4 separate regions of the Homo sapiens genome follow, and all the other regions are linked to region 1. Evidence: chromatin loops called from intact Hi-C (ENCODE). Cell type or tissue: endothelial cell of umbilical vein. All regions are shown on one strand. Region 1 overlaps SMAD3 (SMAD family member 3). Region 2 overlaps SMAD3-DT (SMAD3 divergent transcript). Region 3 overlaps SMAD3-DT (SMAD3 divergent transcript). Region 4 overlaps SMAD3-DT (SMAD3 divergent transcript).

Region 1 (5,000 bases):
AGAATTCTGAACCTCTTGGTGGTCCTGGCTGGTCAGTTGCAGGGAGTGACGTTGAATGGACTGGGAAGATCTGGATATACCATGTTTCTGTAGGCATGATACGTGGTCCCTTAGCTTGGTATTTAAAGTTCTTTGGAAGTGACCGCTTTCTGGATTTACCTCTGTGCAGCCCCTCTGCTCCTCCCAGGTGAGGCTCATCATAGCTCCTCTTCAATGTGCTTTGTCCACAACTGCTGCCATGTTTTAGCTCCCCATTACGTTTCCTGGGATGCTCTCCTAGACTCCTCTGTACCTTTCTTCTTTCAAACCCAAAACAGGTCCCATCTCCTTAGTCTTAACTGTCTATGAATGGTCTGTTGCCTCACTTCCCAGCTCTGGTATGTAGTACGTGCTCAGTACACATTTTTGAATGCATTAATTTGGCTCTTTTCTGTGAAGGCAGCTTGTCTGTGTGTCATTCATCTGCCCAAATTTGATTGTCAACTTCCTTTGTATGGAGCTGTACTGTTCTTTTTGTTGTTTTTCTTAACTCCTTGCCCCTGCCTCCCATCACCCCAGTGGAAGAGTTATAGTCAAGGTAGTGTAGTCAAGGTCGTGCAAAAGCTACACACTTGAACCTGTTCCGTGTGGTTTCACACAAGGCACATGGCCTCCTTGGGACTCACTTCACATCACTCGACAAGGGGATAGCAGGACCCACCTTGACTGTATTGAAGACTGCATGATGATCAGGAGAGAGTGAGGGATGAGAAAGAGTTTGGAAAACAGCAGAACACGATGCAAACATGAGTTATTCATGGTTTTGTGTCCAGGCTAACTGTGCCCTGACATTAAGGCTGGGTGGGTCTGGCCCAGGGCTTCTGGGGTAGGCGCTGTGCTGGTGTGTGCTACTGACCTGGAGTCCAGGATCCCTGAGTCCCACTCACCCTCCCTGGGCTGCAGTTTCCTCAGCCCAGCTACCCTTTCCAGCTGTGACTGCTGGTTGTGGAGCTGAATGTGTGTGGGGTGTGGGCCTGTGTGTGGACTCCCCACCCCTGTGCGGTTTTCCTAAGCACATAGCACAACAAGGAGCTGGAACAGAGCTGCAACAATGAGGAGGGTTTCCTCCAACTGTCAGTGCTTCTGGATCCACCGTTTCGGCTTTGACATTACCGTGAGTGACCACCCTGGACCTCTTTCTTTGTGCCAAACTCGTTGCTGGATTGCCATAAACACTTACTTGGATTGATTAGAGAGGCTATTTGCCGTATTGAAGGTGGCAGAATTATTTCACCTTTTCCAGAGGTGTTGACGTTCAAGGGTAGTTGGTGGTGACTGTACAGAAGGGAGACAGGAAGCCTGGAGGAAGGAAAGGGGTGCGTAGCCGAGAAAGTGCACAACGGGCCCTATTTTTAAAAGTGCCTGCCTCTGCTGGTTTTGTTGTGGCAGCGCTCAAAGGCAGGAAGACAGATAAGATCGGATTTCAGGATTTTCGTCTGCCCCCCATCTCCGCCCCCAACTTTTGACAACCAAGAACTTTTCCCCACCAGGAGTGGGTATATTTCAACTTCTGTAATCCCTGCGTCTCGCACAATGCTTGGTATTACAAGGTGCTCACTGAGTGTTTGAATGAATGAATGCCTTCCCAGTTCTCATCACAGCTATAGGGTGTCACTGTATACATCAAGTCATGGTTAGCCGCAGGTTTGATCGGGGAAGAGACACTAATCAATGTATCTGATTCTAGAAGAAGATGGAGCTTCTAGGAAGGGCCTGCCCTCAGGCTGTCCTCTGTGTTCCCCGGCATTCTGCATTTTGCAGTCACCCCTCATTATCCCTGAGTCCAGGAACACCTGAGATTGGAAAGGATTCCAGCCCCATAGGGCCTTTATCGTGGCCCCCAGTAAGTGATAAATATTCGTACTAATTTGGGGCAGTGTCCTTTTTCCAGCTGTTTTCCCATGAGTGCCCTCTGTTCCGTCAGGTGGCCGAAGACGGATAACTTTGGCAAAGGGCTTGGCACAAATGGCCAAGTTTACACTGGATCACTATACTCCGTGTTATCTTGTTTCCCCGATGGTCATTGCCACACAAGAAAGTACTTCCTCTGTGGGCTTTGCCCACCCTCTTCTCTTGACAGAGACCTCTGGGCCTAGATAAATGTATAAACTGCATTGCAGGAATGAAGCCGTTTCCATTAAGAACTGGGGTCTATGTCCTGGGATCCAGTTCTTCTCCCCCTTTTAGTACTGAAAGCTGCTTCCCATCTGAAAGCTGTCTGGGGACAGACACCGTGCAGCTGCGTGCAGACTTCTTTCAGAGTTTGATCTTGCAGGCTTCCCAGTGGCTCTGCTCTTCCTTGTCTGCTTCCTGGGGGTCTCTCAGTATCAAAGCCACCTGTGGCTCCATCTCACCTCCCTGAACAGGAGGCACTGTTTGTCAGGAGGCCTTGCCACCTTTGGCCCTTTCTTTCCAAAGAAAGATCCCTGGCCTGGAGTTTTTGTCTCAGCTCTGTTGTGTGACCTTAGGCAAGTCAGTTGACTTCTCTGAGCCTCAGTTTACTCCTTAGTAAACAAAAAGGTTGGATGAGGCGCTCTCCAAAGTTCTTGCCCTCTGTGTCCTTCCTCTGCGTTCTACAGGGAGGGAGTAGCTGCCTCTGTTTGGTGGTGGGGACTCAGGCAGGATGGGTAGGGAGGGGTAGGGGAACAAGATCATGGCGCACCTCCACGGCCACAGTGGAAACCTTGAACCTTGAGCTGTATGCGGTGAGTCCAGGATGCTGAGAAGATGCCGGGCTGTTGGGTAAGCAGAGCCCCTACGGGAAGCAAAGAGTATTATTCAGCCCTGTGGAATGCTGAGGCAGGGCTGAGCTTGGGCAGGGTGGCTGAGAGAATTGTGGCTCTAGCTGTGGGCAGAAATTCATGGCCTTGAAGAATGGCTACTGTATATACCAGTGATAAATATTAGTCACTCTGGCAGCAGAATGAGTTTCCTGTGCTGCATTTTTGGCACTTCCAGAAAAGGGAAAGCCTTTCTCTCTGACAGGGCACAGGAGGGAGAAACAGGAATGTGTCTCTTACCCTGATGCCCTGGCTGGAGATCCCGTGGGGTTTTCAACCTGCCTGAAGCAACGCAGGGCCTGCTAATGCCTCCTGTTGCCCTAGGTCAGGCCAGGGCCCATTGTTGACATCTGTGCTGTGCTGCCTCTGAAGGTCTTGCTTGAGCATGTCCTGAATGGAAGGCTTCATCTGCATTCATTCCCCGGCCCTCCCTGCCGTCTGCACAGCCTCCTCCAGGCCTCCCCTTCCCAGTGAAAAGCACCACCATCCAGACCTCAGGAAGCAATCATTTTAGCCTCTTCTCCTTCTCCCTCACCATCCAGGACATCACTGAGCCCTGTCAGTTCTGCCCCCAGAATATCTAAGTTCATCCAATGCCCCATTTCCACTGCTGCTTCCTCACCCAAATCAGGATGTTTCTGGCCCCGTCTCCCTCCTACCTGGTCTCCCTGCCTGTACCCTCCTCTCCACTGGGCCCATTCTCCACCGGCAGCCAGCATGATCTCTAAGAAATGTACATCTGTCATCTGTCATATCTGCTGAAAATTGTTCAGGGCTTCCTGCTGCCTTGAGAATGAGGGTCTGAATCCCAAACAAGGGTTCAAATCTCAACCTCTCAGGCCTACCCTGACCTTACGTATCTTTCCTCAGGGCCTGTGCACATGCTGTTCCTTCTTCCTGGAATGCTTGTCCCCATAGTTTTCAGCTGGCGAATGTGAGTCAGGTCTCCCCTTAAATGTCATCTAAGAGAGCCCTTTCTAATTCCTCCCCTTCATCTTAACTCTATCCCCAATACACTCTCTCACAGAGACTGTTCTTTTCCTTCTGAGACCCTACTCCAGCTTGTAGTTCTAAATCTGTGATTATGCACTGTCTGTCTTCCTCTTGAGGTCAGGGGCCATTTCTTTTGTTCTCTGCTATGCTCAGGACCCAGATCAAAGGAGCTCAGTAACTATTTACAGGCGTACATCATATGTGGAGGACACTTATGCTGTGATGGCCCCACACACAGCTTCCTTTGGGGTCTGTCCCCTGCTCTCCGTTACCCGCGTGGTAGCCACTGAGCACTGGCTCTTCCTGGCTTCACTCTCTGGCATCAAAACTTATCAGTCCTACATCTCAGTCTTTTGCAAGGTGACACTTATCTGATTACCTAATTCACACGAAGGTGTTAATGGTGGTAATGGCATAGTATTTATTACCCCAGGGGACCCAGAACGGTGGTATCAAAACATATCATTCCCCAGTGGTTTAAAACTCTGGTAGCTTTCCAGGGAGTCCAAGTGGAGTCCAGTCTCCTTAGCTGAGTTCACAGGGCCCCGTCTGCACGACTTGGCTTCTGTCGGCTTCCCTAGCCCTGACTTCCCAAGCCTTAGTCATCACCCTCTCTCCCACCCAGGGCTCAGCACAGTACCTGGAACAGTCAAGCCCTCAATAAATGTTTACTGAGTGCATTAAAAAAAAAAAAAAGATTTTAATGAGTCATGCTTTAACTGAAGATTTTAGTGTAGTCAGTCATTGGGCCTTGGATGCCAAAGGAATGACAAATGGTGGGAATTTCAGGCACAGTGACTGTGATAGCCCCAAGGAAACCAAGAGAGAAGTAGCTTTATCTGGGTGGAGGGGAGTGGGCCTTTCAGAGCCTCGAAATCTTCCCACCTGCTGCGCCACTCCCACCACATAAGCACCCCACCCTTCTTCCCAGGGTGAGATTTCTCAGCTCTGCTTTCTGGGGTGCCAGACAAGGGGAGAGCCTTGTTGCCATGCCCTCCTGCCCTCCTGCCCTCCTGATGCAGTCTGTGGTCACCTGCAGGCAGAGACAGATGAAGTCCGTCATTCGGCTGCGAGTAATTTCTGATGGGAGAGGGGCTTCCCCCGGCCCTTCCCGCCTCTCTGAGCCTTGCCACGGTCACTTGGTTTGCCCAGCCTAAGTCACTGCCTGTCGCTGTGGTTATTGCATGG
Region 2 (5,000 bases), 81 kb before region 1:
TGGTGGCAGGCGCCTGTAATCCCAGCTACTTGGGAGGCTAAGGCAGGAGAACCACTTGAACGTGGGAGGCAAAGGTTGCATGCAGTGAGCCGAGATCGCGCCACTGCACTGCAGCCTGGGCGACAGAGAGAGACTCCATCTCTAAATAAATAAATAAATAAAATAAAAAGAATAGCTGTGAGATGGAAGAGGTTGCAAGTTTCCCTGGGAGCTTGTGGCACACAGAAGACCCCAGGACCTTGGCCTTAATGGGGTTAGGTTGCTGGGACGGGGGCTGGCTACTTCCACTCTAGAATAATAGTACTGAAGACCCCTTTGTTCATTTACTACTTCATTCATTCAGAGAATATTTATTGAGCATCTACTATGTGTTTCCAGGCACTATTCTAGGCACTGGAGTTACAGTAGAGAACAAAACAGAAAAAGTCCTGCCCTCATGGAGCTAATATTTTAGTGGAGTGAGACAGATAATAAATAAAGTAAGTAAGATATATACTCTGTGAGGGTGTTAAGAGCCATAGAGAAAAATTAAGTAGTGGAGGGGGCAGGGTGTGTGGGGAAGAGGTGTTGCCATTTCAGAGAGTTCTTGGAAAGCCTCACTCAAAGCTGATGTTTCAGTGAAGACCTGGGAGGTGAGAGGTGCTGTACTGACACCTGGGAAAAGAGTGCCCAAGGCAAAGCAAACAGTCAGTGCAAAGGCCCTGAGGTGGGCATGATGCTGGTGTATTTGGAAGACCAGGGATGACATCAGATCAGAGGAGAAGTGGGGGTAGAGGTAGATCATGCAGGACTTCACAGGCTGCTGCAAGCCCTTTGGGTTTTTCTCCAACTGAAATGGAAAGTCACTGGAGGGTTTTATGTGGAAGAGTGACACCAAATGTTTTATGAATCACTGTTAGCTCATTTCTCAATTATATTATTACCACCATTTTAAAGGCAGGGAAACTGAGGTTCAGAAGGGTTAGGAGAGTTTCCCATAGGCACACAGCATGAGCTGCCAGAACTTCTCTCCTTTACTTATTTATTTATTTTGAGATGGAGCCTCGCTCTGCAGAGTGCAGTGGCGTGATCTCGGCTTACTGCAACCTCCGCTTCCCGGGTTCAAGCGATTCTCCTGCCTCAGCCTTCTGAGTAGCTGGGACTACAGGCGTGCGCCACCACGCCTGGCTAATATTTGCATTTTTAGTAGAGACGGGGTTTCACCATGTTGGCCAGGATAGTCTCGATCTCTTGATCTCATGATCCGCCCGCCTCGGACTCCGAAAGTGCTGGGATTACAGGGGTGAGCCACCACGCCTGGCCAACTCCTCTCCCTTCTAATCCAGGACTCTCGGTGCTCCTGCATGTGGTTTCCAAATGTTCTCAACTCTTCTCCTGCTTGCGAAGGGGAGACCAGAGCCTTGGAGCTGGGAAAGGAGCAGGCAGGGCTGACTCTTCTCGAACCTGGATTGCTGGGCACCTGTTGTCCAGCATCATTTGAGGGCATGTATGGAAAGTGCTCTGGAAATTTATCAAGTATGGCACACATGGTGAGTGTTATGAGAGACTATCAAGATGCTCTCAATGATTCCTGCTGAACTCAGGTCCCGAGTGCCCAACAGGCCTCCATTTGAGCAATGGGTTGGCCATTGCTTGTAGCTGCTATTCATCTAGGAAGGTCCCAGCACCGGCCCCTGTTTCCACCTCCCGCAGCCCTCACATGTGGATCCACTGGTTTCACCTACAGCTCCAACCTTGGCCTGGTTCACTGATCGATCAGCCTGAGGCTAGAAGCACTTACACAGCTGGAGAGCAAGTCACTCTTTCTACTGGCACCCAGCACTATGCCTGCAGCACACACGTTGTCACACACCTGTCATCCCCTTGGGCACTGGGCCTTTCCCTCCTGTGTAGCCCTCAGCTGGGTCAGCCTGGCTCCTCCTGTGGGGGCGGGGGGCTGGCCCCAGAGCTGCCCTGGCTAAGGCCACAGGGTCATACTGGAAGTGAAGAGACCAGCCTCAACAAATCCAGGAAACAGACCCAGGTAGGAGTGTGAAGGGCATGGCTGTAGTGTGGGGTGTGGAAGCCCAATTCTGGGCTTCCCAGAATTTCCCAGCAGGCTTGGGGGAGGGGTGGTGGCAGCTGGCCCAGTGGAAGGGAACCTCCATCCACCCTAGAAAGATTGTCCCACTTTCCTTATGGGTCAGCACCTCACAATGTCATCACCAGAAGGGCTTTCTTCCCCACGTGGATTACATAGCAGGTAGATGGATTTGTGCTTGCAGACACAGAGGGGCCAGAGTTTTAAAGGCCGTCAGTACCCTATGGCCCATCTCAAAGAAAAAGACAAGGATAAGCAAAATTAGAAGGAAAGAAAGAAAGACTGTAAAAGTTAAACAAAACCACCCACAAATAGCTTGAGGCAGAAAAAAGATTGTACCATATCATGGCAATCGTGGACAGTTTGGCAGCTGAGGGAAAGATGACTCATTCCCAGGCTCCGCTTGCATAATCCTCCCCAGCCCAGGCAGGAGAATGAAACTAGGAAAGTAATGCAATGACATTTAGTAGCAAAAAGGAAGCCCACACAACATTTGTGCAAGGCCATCCAAAAATAGCAGGCTCCTCCATGCTTGGGTTTTGAAACTATGCATTTTGCTTGAAATGCCTGAGTCGTGGCACATTTTTCTTGGGCCACCCACACCCTAATTCAGTTCATTTCAATTTAGCAGACATTTAATGCAGGCCTACTGTGCTCCAGGCTCTGTGCTAAGGATTTGGGAGTGGCAAATACAAGGATAGGGGAGACACTAAAAGGAAAGTGTGAAGGGAAGAATGAATGGAGTCAAACCCCACCACGAACCCTTACCAGGTCTGAACCTCAGTTTTTCTGTCTATAAAGTGGGAACAATGCCCACCTCATGAAATTGGGTGAGAGTTAAATGAGAAGAGCAAAGCCACAGGGGCTCATGAAAGGAGTCCTCAAATCTGCTCAGGGTGATCAGGAGGGCCAGCATGGAAGAAGAGGTCTTTGAAATGAGCCTTGACTCGTTTTAACTGAACCGAACTGCCAGACTGAATAGTGGCAAGTATTTCTTCTGTGCCTGCTGGGTGTCAGGCCTGGTGCCAGGTCCTGAGAATGTAAGGACAAAGGAGAGAAACCCATCATCAAGCAGTAATAATCCTAACAGTAGAAACAGTAAAAATAACACAGGGAAGCAGCTAGGCATAACGGTTGTGGGTGCTAGTTCTGAAAACAGACTCTCTGTGTACAAATCCTAGTTCTTTTACTCTCAGCTGTGTGGCTTGAGCAAGTTCTTTAACCACTCATTCTATGCTCCTGTTTCCTTTTCTATAAAATTAGTATACAAATAGCAATTCCTTATAGGATTGCTGTAAAAATTAATTGGAACAGTGCTTGCAAAGCACTTACCCTAGTGCCTGGTAAGTGGTCTGTCAGGGTAAGCTGCCACTATTTTCATTGCTACCATCACCATTATCTTCATCACCATTATCACCATCACACATCACAGAAGAGAGGGAGGTACAGAGTCCTCCAAGCAGAGGAGAACTTGGAGAGTCTGGGAATGCCAGAGGAAGGAATGGTTATTCTTGAAGTGAGTTTTGAAAGACAAGGAGAAGTTTGCCAGTAGGATTCTGGAAGAAAGAGGTATTCCAGGCCGGGGGACAATATGAGAAAAAAGCATGAATGTGCAGAAGATAAATGTTCAGGAAACAGGAAATGGCTCAGGCCGACAGCCAGGCTGAAAGGATGGCCTGACCAGGGAGAGAGAGGGCAAGCGGGAAGGGAGTGAAAGTCCTTCCTTTCCTGGCCTTTTGCACACACCCTCCTGGCACATGCCAGGCAGTTAGGAAGCCCTGGGCCTGGACATGAGCACTAGCTCTCTCACAGAGCCCCTTTCTGACCTTGGCTTCCTTCCAGGAGACGTTAAGACACAGCCTTACTGAGAATGCAGCCACGGTTACTATCACATTTATTGAGAAAACTATCCCTTATGTTACTCAGAGCTCTTTGCATACAGATGCTCAAGATAAATTCAACTTAGAATTCAGCCAGGAAAAAACATTGATAAAAATAATTTATAACTTTCATTCAGAGTTTACAACATGCCAGTCTCTAAGTGCTTTACATTATTAGCTCATTTAATTCTCACAACAACCCTATGAAGTAGGCACTATGATTGTTCCTGTTTTACAAATAGAGGAACTGAATGATAAAGAGGTTAACTCATTTGCCAAAGCAACATAGCTAGTAACTGGCAGAGCAAGGGCTCACGTTCTGGGAGTCAGGCTTTAGAGCATGTATTTTTTTTTTTTTTTTGAGACAGGGTCTTACTCTGTTGCCCAGGCTGGAGTGTAGTGGCACAATCTCAGCTCACTGTAATCTCCACCTCTCGGGTTCAAACAATCCTCCCCCTCAGCCTCCCCAGTAGCTGGGACTACAGGCACACGTCACCACGCCCAGCTAATTTTTGTATATTTTGGTAGAGGTGGTGTTTCCCCATGTTGGCAAGGCTGGTCTTGAACTCCTGACCTCAGGTGATCTGCCCACCTCAGCCTCCCAAAGTGTTGGGATTAATGTGTGATCCACCGCGCCTGGCCAACATGTGCTCTTTCTTAACTCCTTTGTAATAAACAGAACTCTTGTCCTTTCTGTGTTTCCCTTTTTGTTTTGGCCACTGTCAGGGTTGACACTTCCCACTACATTCTTCCTTGCAATTTGTGCTCCAGCTGCTCTGGGCGCCTCACTTTTTCCAGAATTCCTTTGCATTATCGTACCTCTATGCCTTTGCTCATGCCAGTCCTCCTACCTGATATGACTTGCCCTTTTTTTTTTCTTTTTTTAAACTTAATGACATGGAAAATTTATCATTTTGTAAGTGGAAGAAGTAAGTTACAAAACTGCATATATACAAATACAGGCTGGGCACAGTGGCTCACGTCTGTAATCCCAGCAGTTTGGGAGGCCGAGGCAGGCAGATTGCTTGCGGCCAGGAGTT
Region 3 (5,000 bases), 56 kb before region 1:
CACGGCCAGCTAATTTTTGTATTTTTAGTAGAGACTAGAGACTGAGTTTCACCATACTGGTCAGGCTAGTCTCAAACTCCTGACCTCAGGTGATCCCCCCCGCCTTGGCCCCCCAAAGTGCTGGGATTACAGGCGTGAGCCACTGCACCCGGCCACAGTTCTTAATTTTAATGAAAATCGAATGTATCAGTTCTTTATGGTTAATGCTTTGTGCCCTATTTAAGAAATCTTTGCCTATCCCAAAGTCATAAAGATATTCTCCTATGTTTTCTTCTAGAAGCTTTATTTCCCATGCACATCTTCATACTCTAACTATGTGTATATGTATCACTAAGTATATATAATTTTTTTAGTTTTAGATTCGATACAATGTAGCACATATTCTGCAACTTATTCTTTGCACTCAGTAGTGTATTTGAGAGCTTAATCTTTGTTGATACATGTAGCTCACATTCATTCACTTTCACTGTAGCAAAGTTAATTACACTGTGTACATAGATCATGATGTATTTACCCTTTTTCTTGCTGATGGACATTTAGGTTGTTTCCAATGATCATCACCATAAGTAATGCTTCTATGAACATGCATGCACGTGCCTCCTGGTGTGAGAGTGTCTCTGGGATACATGCTTCACAGACCAGGAGGCTGTGATTTGGAAGCTGTAGAAACTCTGCACTTGGAGGGGGTGCCTCTGGGGCTGTTGAGGAGTAGGACTGGTGAGATAGACCAGTGAGTGGGTGGAGTGGGGGTGCTACATAGTCCTGGCTCTGGGCCCAGACCCCTGTTTCATCCAGAGCAGATTTGCTTTCATGCTTTATAACCTGGGGTTCTGTTTAACTCTTTGTTTGAAAAATCAGTTCTGCTTTAAAAAAAATAGATTTCTTTTAAACAAGTGACTGTGTTAAGACATTGTTCCCAAAGGGTTATAGGTTAAAAAAAAAAAAAAAAAGGAGTCTAGGTTTGGTGGCTCATACCTGTAATCCCAGCACTTTGGGAGGCCGAGGCAGGCAGATTGCTTGAGCTCAGGAGTTCAAGACCAGCTTGGTCAACATGACGAAACCCCACCTCTACAAAAAATACAAAAAATTAGCTGGGCATGGTGGTGCGCACCTGTAGTCCCAGTTACTTGGGAGGCTGAGATGGGAGGATTGCTTGAGCCTGGGAGGTGGAGACTACAATGAGCCATGATTGTGCCACTGTACTCAGCCTGGGTGACTGGGTGACAATGCAGGACCTTGTTTCAAAATTTAAAAAGGATGAGCCCTTCAGCCTTCAGCCTAAAAGTCTGCTCACCACTATCACTCTACATTGTGAATTAACCCTTCACGTGCAGCCCTCCCTCTTCTCATCCCCAGCTAGACGGCTTATTGGTGTATCCTCAACTGTCCAGCTAATAGGCTTGTTGATACGTTGATTCACTGATGAATGACCCTTTGAATAACTTGGCAGCATCATCTCATATTTGTACATTGTACAGTTCACAAAACAGGTTCATAGCTATCCTTTGCTTCAAAACTGCCAACACAGAGCCTCAAGGATTATGTGGTGGAAGAATCACTATCCTCACTTCACAGAGGTGATCCTAGGTCTCGGGGAGATGAGGAGGCTTGAGGTCTTGTGACTGGGTGCTGGCAGATTGGAACTTGGACCCAGGCCTTTGAATCCCGGCATTGTGCCAACTCCACTGTTGAGTGTGGCCTGAAAACACGGCCTTAATCCAGCCGTTAATTAATAACTAACTTGTGTGTTGGCCTCTGCAGTTTACAAAGTCTCTCCCTTAGGTCATTTCTTTTAATCTCCACAATCCTTTGGTGGCTGGATGTTGTTATTATTTTCCCCCAACCTGTCCCTTTGCAAAGAGGGGAAACTAGTGCTCAGAGGGTTGAAGTGTCTTACCCAAGGGCACACAACTATGGCTACAGAGCTACACTCAATACCCAGCTTCCAGCTTCCCTGTCCTCTGTTCCCCATCCTCTGTTCCATCCCTCACTTTTCTTCCCATGGGCAGGCCCTGGAGATGTCTGAGCATGTGGGCTTTTCAGCCACCCTCCAGCAGCCTGAAGGCCTGGCTCTCCTGGGCAGGCCCAGGAAACGCCTGGCTCAGTGGTGCTGAGCAGCCCCTCCCATGAGGCCTCGAGTTGTTTTTCTTATCTAAATAAACTCTACACAAACATGGGCACATTACTCATGTGTGAGTTATTTGCGATAGCATAGCCCAGAGATGGGGAAATCAGTTCACACTGGAACTATGTCTCAACCTGGTCAAAAAACAAATGGGGAAATGGAGTTCTAGGCCCAGGGCAGCAAAACTCAAACCCACACCCCATCTCAAGCCCAGGGAAAACTTCTGCCCCTGGTCACATGCTCTGTGGACCCCACTGGAGGGAAGACAGAACCCACCTGTGCCTAGGGAAGGACATGAGGGAGCTCCAAGGGGTGGGCTCTCGCTTCCAAGGCCAGCCTCTCTTCCCACAGGCCATCTTGAGGAAAGACAGAGACACACCCGCAGAGCAGGAGATCTCTGCTTTATCCTCTAAGCATTTTGCAAAATGAGTGCTGGAATCCATACCTGGTCCTTCTCCCCACATGTAATTAGATTCCTTCAACTTTTGGACTTGGATCTTTCACCAGAAGGCCTTGAGATCAGGGGAGGGGCTTAAGGAGCTGCTATATAAATGAAGACGTGTAACTTAGCTCAGTGCCTGGCAGGGACCGGCTGCTTTCATTACGGTTGAGGGGCAGTTGTTTGTGTGTGTGATGGGAAAGAGAGATGATGCTAAAAGCTGTTTATCTTGGCCCACCATCACATACCTTCCCAAAGGCTTACACACCCACTCTCTCAGGCATGTTTATTACCTCATCATTTAGGTGAGGGCCTCTCAGAGAAGTTCTATGATGTGCTGGAGGTACCCACGGGATGTCAGTCATAAACCATGGAATGTGGGTTTTGTGTTTGCAAAGGGCTCTTGGACACAGGATCTCAAAGGAATTCTTGACAGAGCTAGAAAAAGAGCCTTAGCCCCCTGACCCCTAGATCAGCAGATTTTGCTTCCAGAAAATGTTTCTAGGATGCCCAGCTCTCTGGATATGACTCATATTGGTCCCAAGGAATGACAGCCCTGCACATGGCTTCTGCCCCAGGGCTCTGGAACTGTGCTGCCTGGCCCCTGTGGTCACAGGGATTCCTTGCTCCTCTTTACCAGCTTCAGACCAAGGGACTCGAGCTTGGAGAGGCTGTGGTTACTGTGCTGCGTGGGTCTTGTCCTGGAGACCTTGTGTGATTCATCTTCGTGTTCCCACAGGGACTGTCACTAAGACAGGGCTGGGTTAAGACCCTTAGATATCCTGAAAGATCAGTCCTCCCTCATATGAAATTCAAAGAAAAACAATTCTAAATCTGAAAAAAATGCCACCCATCCATGTGGGCTGAGCTCAAAATAGCTTCCTTCTAGAGATTTTGATTGCAAAATCCTGGATGAATGCAATAAAGCTGAACTTTTTTCCTTGGCCTAGGAGTGGGGCAAGGAAGGGAGGGGTTTTGCCATTGGTCTAAGCACCTACTTGCTCTGCTTCCTGAGTCACCCAGATTGCCAAGGGGGTCTTGTACGTGGTAGATGTCAGCCCACGTCTTCTAAATTGAATGACGTGTGCCTGTTTCCCAGAAGAGGAATAAATCCAAGCAATAATGTGTCAAAGTATGGGCACAGAGTCTGAGCCAGCAAACACACACACACACACCCATGTGCACCCGTGCACACACAAACACAAGCCCATGCAGGTACACAGAGGGGAAGGGGAGCGGGGGGAGGGGGGAGGAGGGAGGAGGAAGATAATGTGTGGGGACCCAGCAACCTTTCTCAGTTCCAGTTTAAATGAACAGCAAAATAAAAACATGTTGTTCTCTCTCATAATTAATAGATGTGCTTGGAGTTTCACCTCTTGCCAGGCCCCTCCCCTGGTGCTAACTGACCCTTTATGGACAAGGTTTCCACAGAAGTATCAGCTACTAACCCTGAACCACGTGGCTGGAAGGCTGGGCCTGGAACCTTTAACTTCACGGAAGATGCACCTCCACAAAGGGTTTTTAGAATTTCCTGTTGCAGCCCCAAGAAGAGGAATGCATTTCTACCTAAAACGGGCTTAGATCTGCTTAAAAAAATAACAACAACGGTAAAAATACACTTAATGAATGTGTAACAAACCACAAAAACCACAGAAAGTGGGGTTTGAGTTTGAGGGGGAGTGCATAATTGTGTGTATTTTAGACATTAAATTAAGGTAACATGGCCTCATTTGGAAAAATCTGAGGGGAGGAAGGAAAGCACCATGAAAATGTGAGTTCCATGCTGGCTGGGAGTTCAACTCTACGGTACCCAGTGAAGCGTCAAGGGTGGAGAGTGTTCCTTTGTCAGTGTGTGTGTACATTTGTTTTTCATTCATTCATTCAAATATTTACTGAGAGACTACTTTGTGCCAGGCACTGTCCTGGACACTTGACAACAGAGCCATTAATTAGATATACAAGTTCCCACTCTGGCTACTCACGTCATTGGGAACAGAAATGATATTTTCTGGCTCTTGTATTAAACTAACTGCATGCTACTCAAGGGCAGCAGGCCAGGCTCTTCTCTTGTGGCATTTCTTCTACAAAGCACCCTGAAGTGTGTGCCCACAATGGATGCTCAGGCAATAGGCCCAATGTGTGCCCTGATGCCCTGGTAGGCACTAGACTTCCTTTTCTTCTATCACCTCCTCTCCTGCTCTTATCTCCTAGGCCTCCTGGGTGGCCTTGGCAGAATAAGGCCCTGAGAGTTTAGCAGTTGATTAAAGCTGGCAAGAACTTGAGGTGTTACTCTCTCATGGTCATTTGCATCTAGTTATGGGAATTAGGTCAGAGCTAGGAGAGTCTCAAAGGCAAAAAGCTTTCAGCTAGAAGAATGACAGCTCCATGGCAGGGTGGAAAGAAGAATTCCAAGGCAGAGAAGAACCCAGAGAAGAA
Region 4 (5,000 bases), 91 kb before region 1:
TCTCTTTAATGGAGAGACAAAGTAACCAGAACTCTTCAAATCACACTAGGTAAATTCAAGGCTGATATTTAACAGGTCGAGTGGCACAGATACTGACCAATCAGAATAGACCTGGAGAGCCGTGCTGGACTCAGCACAACCCCTTTGCTTGTGGATAATGGAAGCCCGGGGGTTCTGAAGGCTGGGGCTACAGAGGAGGGGACACTAAGGGCTTGAGGCAGCTGCTAGTCATCAACTGGTATGAAAACATTTCAGTACTCAAACAGCAAGCACAGCAGTGTCACACACATGATAATTAAACGTCAGCTCGGGTTAGGTAGCTGCATGAGAATCAAGAAACTTCTGCCATTTCCCCTCCCTAGGCCCCAATTTCTCGTCTACAAAACAATAAAACTTACTAGTCTTCAGGTTCACTCTAGTTCTGACTACCTGTGATTTTAATATAATAATAAGGAGAACAATTTATAAAAGCCAGCCTGGTATGGCAGAAAAGGCACATGCTCTGAAGCCGGTAGACCCAGTTCAAAGTCCAGCTGTTACTTACTGTGAGGCTCGGGTCCAAATCAATTAACTTCTCGGAACCTCCACTTTTTATTAATTCAACTAACATTTATGGAGCCCTTTTTATGTACCAGGTCCTAAGGACACTTTAGTGAACAAGACCCAGTCCCTTGCCATCATGGAACTCGCTGTTCTACCGAGGACTCTTTGGATGCAAGTGACAGAAACTGGCTCAAGCTAGCTTAGGCAAAACCAGAATGCATCATAAGAATGTAGCAAGCCTGGAGGGGCCCAGGAGGGAAAGCAACCAGACTTTGCTTAGAACCTGGACAGGAAGGCCACCAGCCTCTCTACCACCCTCAGCTACCTGCTGCATTACTCTCTTCTCCCCCTCAACCCCTCAGTTCTGATAAGCCTCAGTTAATATGACATCTCAATTCTAAACTCTCCACAAAGAATCCCAGCACTTGGCTGGGCGCAGTGGCTCATGTCTGTAAGCCCAGCACTTTGGGAGGCTGAGGTGGGTGGATCACCCGAAGTCAGGAGTTTGAGACGAGCCTGACCGACATGGCAAAACCCCATCTCTACTAAAAATACAAAAAGTAGCTGAGTGTGGTGGCTACTCCGCACCCGAGATCCTCCACACACACACTCTGCCTCCCGGGAATCTCTTGAACCCAGGAGGCAGAGGTTGCAGTGAGCCCAGATCGCACCACTGCACTCCAGCCTGGGTGACAGACTGAGACTTCATCTCAAAAAAAAAAAAAAAAAAAAAAAAGAATCCCAGCACTTTGGGAAACCAAGGCGGGTGGATCACTTGAGGTCAGGAGTTCAAGACTGGTCTGGCCAACATGGCAAAACCCTGTCTCTACTAAAAATATAAAAATTAGCAGGGCGTGGTGAGGCACTCCTGTAGGCCCAGCTACTAGGGAGGCTGAGGCCGAAGAATTGCTTGAACCCGGGAGGCAGGGGTTGCAGTGAGCCGAGATCACGCCACTGCACTCCAGCCTGGGTGACAGAGTGAGATTCCATCTCCATAAATAAATAAATTCTCCACAAAGAGAACCTGATTGGCCCAGCTTGAGCCACATGCCCACTCCTAATCTAATCACCTATGACCATAAGGCGGGACCACTAGGTACAAACGTGGCCTCAGGGACTCACCCATGTGATGGGGGAGGGGTCCAAATTCCCAAAAAAGGGAGCTTGTAGATCCTGGTGTCCACTTCACCACCTCATAGGGTGGATGTAAAGATGAAATGAAATTCCATGTAAAGTGACTGGCACATAGCCTGGCAGACATAGCTGGAGCACTGTGCCTCTGTGCCTTGCTAATAATTGGTGCTTGACTAAAACATGTGCTGAACAGGGGAACAATATTATTAACAATGATACCTTTCATGTATCCACCAACTTTATGTCCATTCCATTCGTTACTTCCTCTGTTGCCTGGATCTCGAGCCCCACCTTGCTGAATGGACTTAAAACAAGTTAGTTGGGCACATGTGGCTCCCAGGCTGGATGGCATCCACATGGTGGGTGCCTGATGTGCTGAATGGATGAATGAGTGAATGTTCTTCCACCCAGCCCTCAGTGCTCTGCTGAGGCAGGATGGGTGGCTGGAAAAATGGGGTCTTTGGAATTTGTCTCCTTTTCACCTAGATCTTTGTTAGATCTTTTTCCTCCTTTGTTTAGTAACCAAAGAACCGAGAACTCAGGAAGAGATCAAGGACTGGGTTCAAGTCCTCCCACTCCCCCCACCCCCCATCTAATTTGATGACTATCATTGAGATACTGACCACCCCTCTCTGGACTTGGTTTCTTTACTGGCAAATGGATATGGGCGCACTGATGATGGCTGCTTGGCTCTACGCGTTTGGGAGGATTGGCCAAAGTCAGAGGTGGGAAAGGACTTTGACAAGGCCTGGCCTCAGCCCTTCCCCACCACCATCCACAGGGGAATCTTGGGTCTCTCTGATCAGACCCCTGCAGCCTGGCGGGAAGAGATCTCCAGGCCTTCCGCCCAGCTGCTCCGTGCCCTTGGGAGCCCCTGCGTCGCCAGCCCACGACCAGCCGATGACTTTACCAGCTGTGTGGTTGAAACCCGAGCTCTCTTGCCAGGACTTGAACAGGAAGTTTTTTCCTGTGGTGGAAGCTTTTGTTCTCCAAGTCGAATTTCCCTCAGCTGACGTCAGCCCCAACTTAGGCCCAAGCCCATTGAACCTGCAGTGGGGCTGAGGGAGGGCTGCCTTGCAGGACAGAAGGTGCAGGTTTCAGGCACCGATGGCTGTCTCCACCTTCCTCTTCTTCCTGCATTAGCCCACCATGGCCTGGGGTCAGCTCCCTGTCCATTGGCTCCGAAGGAAAGTTGCAGGAAGCTCATTCATTCTGAGAGGGGTTAGAAAGGTGGGTGGAACGTGTTTTCTAATTTTGGTCCAGTCACTTACTGTTAGCTGAGTGACTTGGGCTGGACACGTAACCTCACTGGGACACGTAACCTCAGTGGGACTCAGTTTCCTCATCTGTAAAATAGGAATAATAGTCCCTCATACCTCCTAGTAGTGGGTATCAAATGTAAATCATTAAAAACTGCCTGGTACATAGTAAATGCTCAGTGAATATGAGCATTAATTTTTGTCCTTATTATGTATCCCTCTGGTGAAGAGGAAATTAGATGTTGTGTGTGAGTTACCTACAGAGGGTCCAGCTCAAAGACAGAGGCAGAAATAATCCCTTTACTAAGGGAAGATCATGCTTTTCTGCTGTAGGAATCTGGCTGTGCTTTCCTTCCCAGAAGCACAAGGCTTCACAAAGATGACTCTGTTTGTTTGTTAAGACTGCCATAACAAAGTACCACAAACTGAGTAGTTTAAATAACAGAAATGCATCCTTTCATAGTTCTGGAGGCTAAAAGTGTGAAATTAAGTTATCCAGCAGGGTTAGTTCCTTTCGAGGGTTGTGAGGGAAGGATCTGTCCAGGTCTCTCTTTTTGGCTTGTAGATGGCCGTCTTTTCCCTCACACCATCTTTCTTCCTTCTATGTGTATCTCTGTGTCCAAATCTCCTCTTCTTTTTTTTTTTGCGGGAGGCCAGTGGGGAAGGGCAGGGTCTCGCTTCATCACCCAGGCTGGAGTGCAGAGGTGCGATAATGGCTCACTGCAACCTCAAACTCCAGGGCTCAGGTGATCCTCCTGTCTCAGACTCCTGAGTAGCTGGGACCACAAGCACATGCCACCACACCTGGCTAATTTTTTTTTTTTTATTTGTAGAGATGGGGTCTTACTATGTTGCCCAGGCTGGTCTCAAATTCCTGGGCTCAACCAATCCTCCCACCTCCCAAAGTGCTAGGATTACAGATGTGAGCCGCTGTGCCCGGCCCAAATCTCCACTTTTTTTTTTTTTTTTTGAGATGGAGTTTAGCTCTTGTTGCCCAGGCTGGAGTGCAATGGCGTGATCTCAGCTCACCACAACCTCCGCCTCCCGGGTTCAAGCGATTCTCCTGCCTCAGCCTCCCGAGTAGCTGGGATTACAGGCATGTGCCACCATGCCCAGCTAATTTTGTATTTTTAGTAGAGACTGGGTTTCTCCATGTTGGTCAGGTTGGTCTGGAACTCCTGACCTCAGGTGATCTGCCTGCCTTGGCCTCCCAAAATGCTGGGATTACAGGTGTAAGCCACCGCGCCCGGCCTCCACTTCTTATAAGGACACCAGTGTTTTTGGATTAGGGCCCACCCAAATGACCTCATTTTGATTTGGTTACCTCTGTGAAGGCCCTGTCTCCAAATGATGTGACATACTGAGGGTTAAGACTTCAACATATGAATTTCAGAGGGACTAACTCAACCCATAGCAATGACCTGGGGGAAAGGACAATGCTTAACTTGAAGGTGGATTTCAAGTCTTAACACCAGAATAGAGAAGATAATTTGGAGGAGAAAGGCCTCCTTGAGGCCTGTCAAATCCTCCCTCGAGCATGGCTATTTACATAAATACAATAGTGTCATGTTTTCAAAGCATCAGAACCTAGTTATGGGACCCAAATAATTAAATTACTTGTTTTCCACTCTAAACCTCTGTTCCCCATTCCTAATTTCATCTGCCAATATCAAACAGGAAATCTGAGATTCCCCAGTAAAAACTATGCCATCCTCAATTCCTTGGCAATGGAGTTGCAAAGAAGGAGCAATGGATAGGGAGTTAATGGAGCTAGACCCACGCGCTTGCTGTGTGATCTTGGCCATGTGACCACCTCTCTGGACCTCAGTCTCAATTGTAGTTTGTGTGATTGTGTATGTGTGTATGCACAGGTGTAAGAAAGGTGGAGGGATGGGCCGGGTGTGGTGGCTCACGCCTGTAATCTGAGCATTTTGGGAGGCCAAGGCAGGCAGATCACGAGGTCAGGAGTTTGAGACCAGCCTGGCCAATATTTTGAAACCCCATTTCCACTAAAAATACTAAAATTAGCCAGGCATGGTGGCGCACCTCTGTAGTCCCAGCTAC

Evidence for each region. A loop is a pair of places that touch in the nucleus more often than their neighbours do. Peaks named below come from ENCODE experiments on the same cell type or tissue, not always from the same donor. Only the 100,000 strongest peaks of a DNase experiment are listed, where the experiment ranks them.
Region 2: it touches region 1 in a loop (4-fold over the local background); 4 of 110 quality-filtered maps call a loop at or near these places.
Region 3: it touches region 1 in a loop (2.2-fold over the local background); 7 of 110 quality-filtered maps call a loop at or near these places.
Region 4: a loop joins it to region 1, with 8 times the contacts of the local background. A loop is called at or near these places in 4 of 110 quality-filtered maps.

What each region holds. Positions count from the first base shown.
Region 1 is chr15:67,102,660-67,107,659 of GRCh38, forward strand. The region is part of intron 1 of SMAD3 (SMAD family member 3); the gene reads left to right. Among named protein-coding and RNA genes, the nearest start is that of SMAD3, 40 kb to the left of the region's middle. RefSeq lists enhancers at 3,178-3,877, 4,130-5,000 and a silencer at 4,232-4,526. In endothelial cell of umbilical vein, a CTCF peak has its summit at 2,766; DNase peaks (open chromatin) are centred at 1,352, 2,892, 3,912, 4,442 and 1 weaker place; H3K27ac peaks cover 5,000 bases.
Region 2 is chr15:67,022,090-67,027,089 of GRCh38, forward strand. The region is part of intron 2 of SMAD3-DT (SMAD3 divergent transcript); the gene reads right to left. Among named protein-coding and RNA genes, the nearest start is that of SMAD3-DT, 40 kb to the right of the region's middle. RefSeq lists an enhancer at 3,582-3,876. In endothelial cell of umbilical vein, no CTCF peak of the experiment used is centred here; DNase peaks (open chromatin) are centred at 2,482, 3,142 and 3,812; H3K27ac peaks cover 2,958 bases.
Region 3 is chr15:67,046,758-67,051,757 of GRCh38, forward strand. The region is part of intron 2 of SMAD3-DT (SMAD3 divergent transcript); the gene reads right to left. Among named protein-coding and RNA genes, the nearest start is that of SMAD3-DT, 15 kb to the right of the region's middle. In endothelial cell of umbilical vein, no CTCF peak of the experiment used is centred here; a DNase peak (open chromatin) is centred at 2,144; H3K27ac peaks cover 1,947 bases.
Region 4 is chr15:67,011,274-67,016,273 of GRCh38, forward strand. All of the region lies in intron 2 of SMAD3-DT (SMAD3 divergent transcript), which reads right to left. Among named protein-coding and RNA genes, the nearest start is that of SMAD3-DT, 50 kb to the right of the region's middle. In endothelial cell of umbilical vein, no CTCF peak of the experiment used is centred here; a DNase peak (open chromatin) is centred at 2,578; H3K27ac peaks cover 1,739 bases.